Regions from separate parts of the Homo sapiens genome. Here region 2 is linked to region 1. A link is a contact called in ENCODE Hi-C or POLR2A ChIA-PET data. All regions are on one chromosome and are shown on one strand. Each heading gives the region's core, a stretch centred on a gene start or an enhancer-like site at or near the end of the contact. The rest is flanking DNA. Distances are from core to core; before and after follow the strand shown. Region 1 holds the start of PELO-AS1 (PELO antisense RNA 1). Region 2 overlaps ITGA2 (integrin subunit alpha 2).

Region 1 (4,767 bases), core at 1,894-4,393:
TAATATAGGATGGTGGTAGTAGAAAGAGAGGGTATGGAGTTATGCAGGCCTGAATTTCAATGCTAGTCATGTGATCTTGAAAACATTTCTTAACTTCCCCATAGTTGATTTTCTTCTATAAAATTAGGATAACAAATATTTACCTTACAGGGGAGAATTAGAGCATAGGAAAGAACTTGATAAACATTCAATACGTGATAGCTCTTCAATAAAAACCTTTTGTTAAGATCCCACTGTGTGCTTACCACTGTGATTCTGTGGCTTTTAATCTTTGGCAGACTATGGGAAAGATAAATTGTACTTAGAAAGATGATCAAGGAGCACTTCAAAGCCCCAGTTCAAAATTATCTCCTCATTCTCTCTCTCTTTCTCTCTCACAAATACACACACAAGCACACTTTCACCCTACCAATTAGGAATTTTAAGTTAACAAGATACTTTTTTTAAAATACAGTGTCCTTTGGATAGGCAAATCACCTTCACACTTGAGTGTGATTAGTTCTTTGCTTAGTGAAAAGTTGCTGGGTTCTCCTGGAATTGGAAGAAGGCAATGTGAATTAGGAACTTCTTGAGGGTACTCAGTATGATAGGAAGGTGGGAAGAAGGAGGAAGTAAGGGGAGACATAGAGAGCGAGAAACAAAGAGAAAAGAGGCCACAAATATTAATAAGTAGTGGTTCTTATTTGGACTTTCCCCTTGGAGGGGACCTTTCCGTCCCCTGATAATCTCTTAGGAAGATAATGACACTTAAGTTTAAATTGTGAAGCCTGTCAGTTGAGAAAAATGTTGAGACAAGTCTCAATCATTTTAGGACGTTTATTTGCCAAAATTAAGGACGTGCGCGGGGAAGACAGGTCTATGCCTTTCTGGGAAGATGATTTTGAGGGCTCCAAATTTAAAGGGGAAAGGGTGGGATACTGAGAAATACAGTTTTCATGTGAGAGGGTAGCAGGGGGAAAATAGTCATTCATGCCTCTGTCTGGCTTAGTCAATCTGAATCTGCATTTTTACGTAAGATAACATAGACAAATGGGGCAGGGGAACAATCAGATATGCATTTGTGTCAGGAGGGCAGAGGGGTGACTGTACCTGAAAACAGAAGCTATCTATTTACATTGCCATGGTAAATTTTCATAGAAACACTTTATGGTAAAGATCTTGGCGCTCACTGAGAATTTCCTTGTGGGCAAAATATGAGCGAGGTGTGTAGCTTTTCATCTGGTAGCCATCTCATTTAAAAACCAAGAGGCAAGGCAGTTTTGCGTGACCCAGTTCCCAGCTTAACTTTTCCCTTTGGCTTAATGAGTTTGGGGATCCGAGATTTATTTTCCTTCCACACGCCTATGCCAAACTCAGATTCCTTCCTTTCATCCCTGTTTCATCTGTTCAGGCTGGTTAGTTCCCCTTTCCAATCCACACAGAGAAAGACAGAAAAGACAGTGAGAAGCTATGTGTGCAGGACTTCTCTGCCCTCCACTCCATCTAAGCTCTCAAGAAACTTTTAGATTCTTTTGTTTTTTCTATTCATCGGTCTCTTAAAGAGGCAATCCCACTTCTCCATTTCCACTTCCTAATAAAGAATGCTAAGTAACTTAAGGATTTTCTTTAAATTATGTAGCTATTCAATCAGGGTCAGTCCTAGTTAATAGTTTTTCCCCACTTCCCATAGCCTCGGCTTTTAGCTTAGCTTTGGCAGTGAAGATCTGGCCCTAAGCTCTTGCGACCCAACCCCCAACCTAAACATTTCACAGGCTACTGGGCTGCGGAAAGCTGAGGCTGCCAACTTTGGAGCCTAGGATTCCCAGGACATCAGGTCAAGCAACTGAGAGGTCCACCCAGGGGTAAATTCCACACATAGTTTCTTCTCTCTTGGGACCAGCGCTTTAACATCTGGGTGAATCAGATCGTGCAGACACGGTAACTAGGCGCAGAAAACAGCTGGACACGTTGCTGGGAGCCCAGACAGAACGTGACCAGTAGTTCTCAGAAACCGCTTCTAAATACCAGCTCCAACAGGCTTGTAGCGTCCGAGTGCGGATAAGGCAAGAGCAAAAACGAGCATAGTTTGGGCCGTTGGGGCCAAATCTGCACTTCTGAGAGCTACTTTTACTGCTAAGCTTTGAAATTGGATTTACCCAGAGGGAAGCGTTGCAGTGGCAGCCGCAGGCAGGTAAAACTAGTATTTGCACTCACACACTCCCCGGATTCTTCACAGACAGGGATGGAAGAGAAAACTTAGGAAGTTGAAGTTTGGCATTAAAATAAAGGACTCGCCACCACTCTGTGCACCTTCTTGAGGGAGTTCATTCGTCCGGAGCGCCTCACAGCTTAGTGCGCCTGCGCACGCGCGAACTGCGGCCCCGCCTCTCCTTTGGGGACGGGAGACGTGCGTCGGGTCGCGGGACGGGGGCTGCGCATGCGCCTTCATTTCGTCAGCCCGCTGTTGCGTGCTGCCAGCGGGAACTGTGTAGGGGTAGATTTTCGCTGCAGTGTTCCCCGAGCCTGTTAGACGCAGCGCGCCGGGAGACTGAGAGAGGAAAGGATAGAGGAAGTGCTGCCCTAGGCTGCATGAGTCGAAGCAAGCGTGTTTCCTTCCCGCCAGGCAAGTGCCCTTAGAAACCGGGCCCCGCCCCCTTCCTGGCCTGCATTCCCATCCCCTCTCCCGGGGCGGAGGTGAGGACCTCCTTGGTTCCTTTGGTTCTGTCAGTGAGCCCCTTCCTTGGCCATGAAGCTCGTGAGGAAGAACATCGAGAAGGACAATGCGGGCCAGGTGACCCTGGTCCCCGAGGAGCCTGAGGACATGTGGCACACTTACAACCTCGTGCAGGTGGGCGACAGCCTGCGCGCCTCCACCATCCGCAAGGTACAGACAGAGTCCTCCACGGGCAGCGTGGGCAGCAACCGGGTCCGCACTACCCTCACTCTCTGCGTGGAGGCCATCGACTTCGACTCTCAAGCCTGCCAGCTGCGGGTTAAGGGGACCAACATCCAAGAGAATGAGTATGTCAAGATGGGGGCTTACCACACCATCGAGCTGGAGCCCAACCGCCAGTTCACCCTGGCCAAGAAGCAGTGGGATAGTGTGGTACTGGAGCGCATCGAGCAGGCCTGTGACCCAGCCTGGAGCGCTGATGTGGCGGCTGTGGTCATGCAGGAAGGCCTCGCCCATATCTGCTTAGTCACTCCCAGCATGACCCTCACTCGGGCCAAGGTGGAGGTGAACATCCCTAGGAAAAGGAAAGGCAATTGCTCTCAGCATGACCGGGCCTTGGAGCGGTTCTATGAACAGGTGGTCCAGGCTATCCAGCGCCACATACACTTTGATGTTGTAAAGTGCATCCTGGTGGCCAGCCCAGGATTTGTGAGGGAGCAGTTCTGCGACTACCTGTTTCAACAAGCAGTGAAGACCGACAACAAACTGCTCCTGGAAAACCGGTCCAAATTTCTTCAGGTAAAACAATCTTACCCAGGGATAATTAAGAATGGGCAGAGGGATTGGTATAAACTACTCCTAAAGTTTTAGAACTGGGAAAAATAAGAAGAGAAAGTCTTTACTTAGCTGGGATTTTCATGAGATAATGAAATAAAAAGAGAATGTTAAATGTCTAGCAAATTTATGGAGTAAACTTCGCTGAAACATATGAAGCCTTACTAGCGCTTTTGGCTTTAAGCCTTTGTGAGCTGATTAATGGGTGTTCTAGGAGATTATTTTGCCTAACTTTTGTAATTGTGATTCTAGGTACATGCCTCCTCCGGACACAAGTACTCCCTGAAAGAGGCCCTTTGTGACCCTACTGTGGCTAGCCGCCTTTCAGACACTAAAGCTGCTGGGGAAGTCAAAGCCTTGGATGACTTCTATAAAATGTTACAGCATGAACCGGATCGAGCTTTCTATGGACTCAAGCAGGTGGAGAAGGCCAATGAAGCCATGGCAATTGACACATTGCTCATCAGCGATGAGCTCTTCAGGCATCAGGATGTAGCCACACGGAGCCGGTATGTGAGGCTGGTGGACAGTGTGAAAGAGAATGCAGGCACCGTTAGGATATTCTCTAGTCTTCACGTTTCTGGGGAACAGCTCAGCCAGTTGACTGGGGTAGCTGCCATTCTCCGCTTCCCTGTTCCCGAACTTTCTGACCAAGAGGGTGATTCCAGTTCTGAAGAGGATTAATGATTGAAACTTAAAATTGAGACAATCTTGTGTTTCCTAAACTGTTACAGTACATTTCTCAGCATCCTTGTGACAGAAAGCTGCAAGAATGGCACTTTTTGATTCATACAGGGATTTCTTATGTCTTTGGCTACACTAGATATTTTGTGATTGGCAAGACATGTATTTAAACAATAAACTAAAAGGAAATAATCTCCACGTACTACCATCTTGATTAAATTGTGTAATTTTTTATAGGAATTATGAGTTATCTGTAGTACTTGGAAACAGAAAATGTGTGTATTTAAAGACGATGCCTATGCAGTATATTGTTTGGGATAGATTGCAAAATTTCACACTGCATGCTTTGAAACAGTTTTCCTTAGAAAAAGCTTTTGCTATCTTATCCTGTTTACATTATTTCTTTATTTTAATTCTGCTTGGTGTTCTTGCATTGCATTTAATGATCCCTTTTCTCCCCACCTCCACACACTACATTTTTTTTAGATTTAAATAGTTTTACTATTTTAAATGATTGCCGTACAATTAGTAGACTTGAAGACAAGTTTTAAATATTTTTCTTCAAAGGCTTGTTAAACCAATCATGTTAAAAGGAA
Region 2 (4,939 bases), core at 2,290-4,789, 230 kb after region 1:
AAAACAATGCATGTAGATACAGTTTGTCAATTGTCTAGAAGGATAAGAACATCTGGTTGGAAACCAAAGATTGGCAATTATTGTAACCATTTGGGATACGAGAGAGAGTTGCATGTCTAACAATTATCAAATGATGCTTTGATAATCATAAAGTGGTGAGGAGGCTAGAAAGACAATATGGTCGGTATATTTTGACCTTGGAATCTAGCAGATGAAGTAGCTAATGACCCACAGTTTTAAATATTCAGCCCTAATTTTTTCCCTCAGACTGCTATATTAAACAATTCATTCAACATCTCCACTTTAATGCCCAGTAGACATACCAAACTGAACTGGGAGAACACAAGTATCTGATTTTCTGCACAAGCTAATGAGGCCAAAAATCTTTGACTTGTCTTCTTTCTCCTCCCCTATATCTTATCCATGAGCCAGTCCTGTTAATCCTATCACCAAAATACCAATTATACCTGGCCGTTCCTCACTGTCTCTCCTGATGCCACCCTGATGGAAGCCAACACCAGCTCTTACAGGCACTGCTGCAGCAGCTTCTCCACCTGCCTTCAGCTTCCCTTCCTGCCAGCTTTATTCTGCTGTCTTTGCTCTAGCCAGTGTGAACTGTTAAAAACATGGCTCGGCCAGGAACGGTGGCTCATACCTGTAATTCCAGCACTTTGGGAGGCCAAGGCGGGTGGATCACTTGAGGCCAGGATTTCAAGACCAGCCTGGTCAACATGGCGAAACCCCATCTCTACTAAAAACACAAAAATCAGCCAGGTGTGGTGGCGGGCGCCTGTAATCCCAGCTACTCCAGAGTCTGAGGCAGGAGAATCGCTTGAACCTGGGAGGCAGAGGTTGCAGTGAGCCAAGATCAAGCCACTGCACTCTAGCTTGGGTGACAGAGTGAGACTCCATCTCAAAAAACAAACAAAAAACACAGCTCATTCCCTAGATTAAAATTCCTTAAAGGATGCTCTGCGATTGGGTGTCAGCCTCTCTCCTATTATCATCTTTTACACCTTCTCCTCTGCTTTCTATGCTCCAAGAACTAAGTCTTTTGTCTGTTCCTTGAACATGCCTAGCTCATTCCTGTTGCAAAGCTTTTGCAAATTATTTTCTCCTGCCTGGAAGAGTCTTCCCTAAGATCATCACTCAAATGGTTTTCATCTTTCAGTCTCAGCTCAAATGTTTCTTCCTCATAGACCTTTCAGAGCAACCCTATCTATATAGCACTCGACTGCTCTCTGAGTCACTCCAGCCTTACAGGTGGATTTATTTTCTAATGATTAGTACTATCTTAAATGATCTATACTTGTTTATATGCTCATTATCTGTCTCCTGCCACTGTCTCTGAGTTCAGGGACACTGTTTTGTTGACTGCTGCATTCTCCACACCCAGAGTGATATCTGGCACTGAGTAAAGGATCAACAATTATTTGTTAAATGACTAAATGGAAGTCCCAATTCTAAATGATTCATCCCAAGTGCTATACAAAGTGAGCTATAGTAGACTGACTTAAGATGTTTGAGCTGAAAGGGAGCTTCAGATGAACTCCACTGTTCTAGTTCATAGACATGGCCTAGCTGAGGACATCTGGCACCGAGTTTGAAGCAATTCTTTTAAGTAACAGCTTTCCTGGACAGAGTAAATCTAAGAGCCACCATCAGTAATAGACATTATTGAAGGTGATAAGCCTTTCAAGGATTGTAAGGGGCTCAACCACTGGCCATGCTGCTGGTTGGAAGTTGAACAAGACGAAAAGGGACACAGAGTTGAGAGGATCCCACCAGGCAGAGTTCTGGGAACATGAGAGGCAGCCATATCTCCTTTCTCTGTCCAGGATTACCTCTAAGTATCCAAGACATTGTTGAAAGACAAGTATATTTGTAGTTTATAGTGAGATCCTAGTGCTGGTAAGACCAGGGACACTGGACATTTCTAAATCCTGCCTGGACCTTCTCATGACATCCCTGAATGATGTATAAACACAGGACAATAGGTCTGGGAAGCAAGGCACCACTCTATTATTGGCTGGGCCAGGGCTTTGAACTCCAGTATAGAGCTTTCTGGCAAGGTGTAGCACTGAGATTAGGCTCAAGGCCTAACCACCAGATGATACAAGCATACCCCACCATGCAAGAGGAAGAGACAGCACCTGTCTGACCTGAAGGGCTGAACCATATGGAATTCAGAAGCAGGAAGGACAGAGAACAAAAGTTGGCCAAGCAAGTCTGTCTGGGTCCTTTTGTTGATCTGGTCTTATGAAGCAAAGAAACAAGAGAGGCAAAACCATGGGCATGATTTTCTAAACTACATGAGGTGCAAAAAATGCAAAACATAGTTGTTGGCCTTAAGGAGTGTAAAATAGAGTCAGTGAGGAAGATTTATATGCAGAATAGGCAACTTTGAATAATATAGAAGACATCAGTCAGTGTAAACCCCTTGCAGTTAATGGTGTTTGTTTTCTTTCAGTGTCACTAGCTATAATAACTTAAGAGCTCATTTTCTTTTCCCAAGGCCTGGGTCATTAGAGAGACAAGGTTTTCTCATGACCTCTGTCATTTGCCCAGCCCTGCCAAGGTACCTTGCCACAGAGGGCAGGGCTGTGGCCAGGATCCAGGTGAATGGGTTATCCCATTACAGTGCTAGAGTGGGCCATGTTAGGACAAGCAGTCTTCACGACTCTCAGGCTCAAGGAAAATTATATGAAACTTGGAACCCAGAATTGCCTGTTTGTTTTGACAGTGGGCCCTGTGCCCTTCTCTACTCTTAATTTATGACAGTTGCATAGGCATTATGGAAGTAGCAGATGTGGGAAGGACTGTTTAAACATTGACTTTCCTTCTGATACTAATCAAGTTAGTTTTGGACACAGAAATTGGTATGACCATGAATTATTCCTTTAGCAAATTGCGAGTTCTTTTTCCATGGATTTATCATGTAATACATGCACACACACACAACTTTGTTTTCTTTATTCCCTTACTGCTTATTCTGAAGCTGTCATTTTGGTATCTTTTTCCTCTGCTTACTTTGACTTTCTTTGTAATCTTTCTATCTAAGTCCTGACTTCACTCCTTTCCCTCAGACAACTCACTGAAGGCTCTAGTCTGAGTATTCTTAAATCACACTCTGTTATTTTTAAAGTACAATTTTAGCTCTGTCATGTGTGCCATGTTTTCTAAGAATTTATGGGCATATTTACATCAGGATCTACCAGATTTTAACAAAATAATCTTAACTCTTTTGCTAGTTTCATTTATGAGACTTTCATTGCACTATGAACTTCAACTCTAGAAACAGTGGTGACATGGCTTTGATAATTCTGGAGCCTTTTTAACAGTCTCAAGTGAGCGGGATAATTTTAAAACAAGCTGACCTCCCAAGTAGAGTACCTGGGCAGCCCTCTGGCTGTAAGTAAGGCTGTGGTCTGTTCTCTTTTCGGTGTAGGCGGAGGGCCATCCCGCTTCAGAGCCCTCACTTCACACACAGGATGTTCCAATGTGGATGATGCAATTCTTATCACAAACAATCTACAAAGGATTGAGATATGTTTAAAATCATTTCCTGGAGTTTGTGGTGATATGCACTCTTTCTGTTTGTCTAATCTGAAGGCCTGTTGCAAGAACAATCTGAGCTCATTATGTGACTCAAAAACCAGAGAGAACTGCAATCTCTCTGTGTGATGAGGACTGACTGGGAATTAGGGTATTTCCAGTTGTAGAAATGTCTTTCATTCTAACAAGGACTAGTGCATTCTTTTTCCTTAAAGAGAGAGGAGAAATAGAAAGAACAAGTGTCATAGCAAAAAATAAAAATAAAAAAAATCCACCTATATATGAGCTTATAGTTTTAACTTTTTAATTGAGAAAAACTTTAATAAAGCTCTACATGTGTTATGAATATAGCATTGTCATCCACAGATGTGCCTATAGGAGAACTTTAAATAAAAAAAAAAGTTTAATTCTATAACAGACATCAAAGATTATGTCACGTGATACTTTGATAATAACACCACCTGGTATTTATTGAGTACTCTTTCCTTGCCAAACATGTAATACCCATAATTACTCTAGGAGCTTTGCAAAATTATTACCCCCTTTACAAATGAGAGGAGTGTGACTCAGAAATGTTAAGTAATTAACCTAAGATTACAGAGCTGATAATTAATAAAGATAGGGGAAGCTAATGCAAAATGAGACAAAATGTTCCAAACGTACATATTTTTGTAAGTATCCAAGAAGGAGAGTGACAGGATGTAGTTGGCATTTATAAATAATATTTAAATTTTATTTTAACATAAACTTTATGAAGTAAGAGAAACTTTCAGAATCTTGAATGAAAAATTCTGTTAGAGAATTTCCAATGTTAGCATCATTGGCTTTACCATCAGCTGTTTCCTGGGCAAAGATGATAGTTACCATCCATCTTTTCATCCTATCATAGACAGGAATTTCTTGTATGAATATACTCAGGAGCCGGAGCACAAGGGTTTTACCCTCAGCTTCCCCACCACTCCCTGGGTGACTTTGGGAAAGTCACACAACTTCTCTGGAGCAGAAAGTATGCCATCCTTATCAAACTGGAATGTTATGAGCACCTTGTGTGAGAATAAAAGTAAAGCACTTCAGGGCTGGGCTCGGTGGCTCATGCCTGTAATTCCAGCACTTTGGGAGGCCAAGGCGGGCGGATCACTTGAGGTCAGGAGTTCGAGACCAGTCTGGCTAACATGGTGAAACCCCATCTCTACCAAAACCATAAAAAATTAGCAGGGCGTGGTGGCAGGCACCTGTAATCCCAGCTCCTTGGGAGGCTGAGGCAGGAGAATCACTTGAACCTGGGAGGCAGATGTTGCAGTGAGCTGAGATCATACCACTGCAGTCTAGCCTTGGCAACAGAGGGAGATTCCATCTCAAAAAAAAAACTGGGTCCTCCCTACCT

The links. A loop is a pair of places that touch in the nucleus more often than their neighbours do. ChIA-PET counts read pairs that join two places held with the same protein, here RNA polymerase II (POLR2A). Pooled maps may share reads with other maps.
Region 2: a loop to region 1 is called in a pooled map, with 7 times the contacts of the local background. The contact joins the enhancer-like site here to the promoter of PELO-AS1 in region 1. A Hi-C loop is called at or near these places in 9 of 50 pooled maps. POLR2A ChIA-PET finds 5 or more read pairs at or near these places in 3 of 52 experiments (Caco-2, MCF 10A and activated CD4-positive, alpha-beta T cell).

What each region holds. Positions count from the first base shown.
Region 1 is chr5:52,797,670-52,802,436 of GRCh38, forward strand. It overlaps PELO-AS1 (PELO antisense RNA 1), which reads right to left and starts at 3,144. Exons shown (of 5, transcript NR_186455.1): 1 at 3,023-3,144. All of the region lies in intron 1 of ITGA1 (integrin subunit alpha 1), which reads left to right. It overlaps PELO (pelota mRNA surveillance and ribosome rescue factor), which reads left to right. Exons shown (of 3, transcript NM_015946.5): 2 at 2,216-3,451; 3 at 3,740-4,767. The coding sequence starts at 2,726. The coding sequence ends at 4,171. RefSeq lists enhancers at 2,256-2,954, 2,955-3,654.
Region 2 is chr5:53,028,357-53,033,295 of GRCh38, forward strand. The region is part of intron 2 of ITGA2 (integrin subunit alpha 2); the gene reads left to right. The region is part of intron 1 of LOC124900974 (a long non-coding RNA gene); the gene reads right to left. Among named protein-coding and RNA genes, the nearest start is that of ITGA2-AS1, 41 kb to the left of the region's middle. Within about 2 kb of position 3,540, at least 9 of the 41 ENCODE cell types and tissues checked have a DNase peak (open chromatin) inside an H3K27ac peak, as active enhancers do.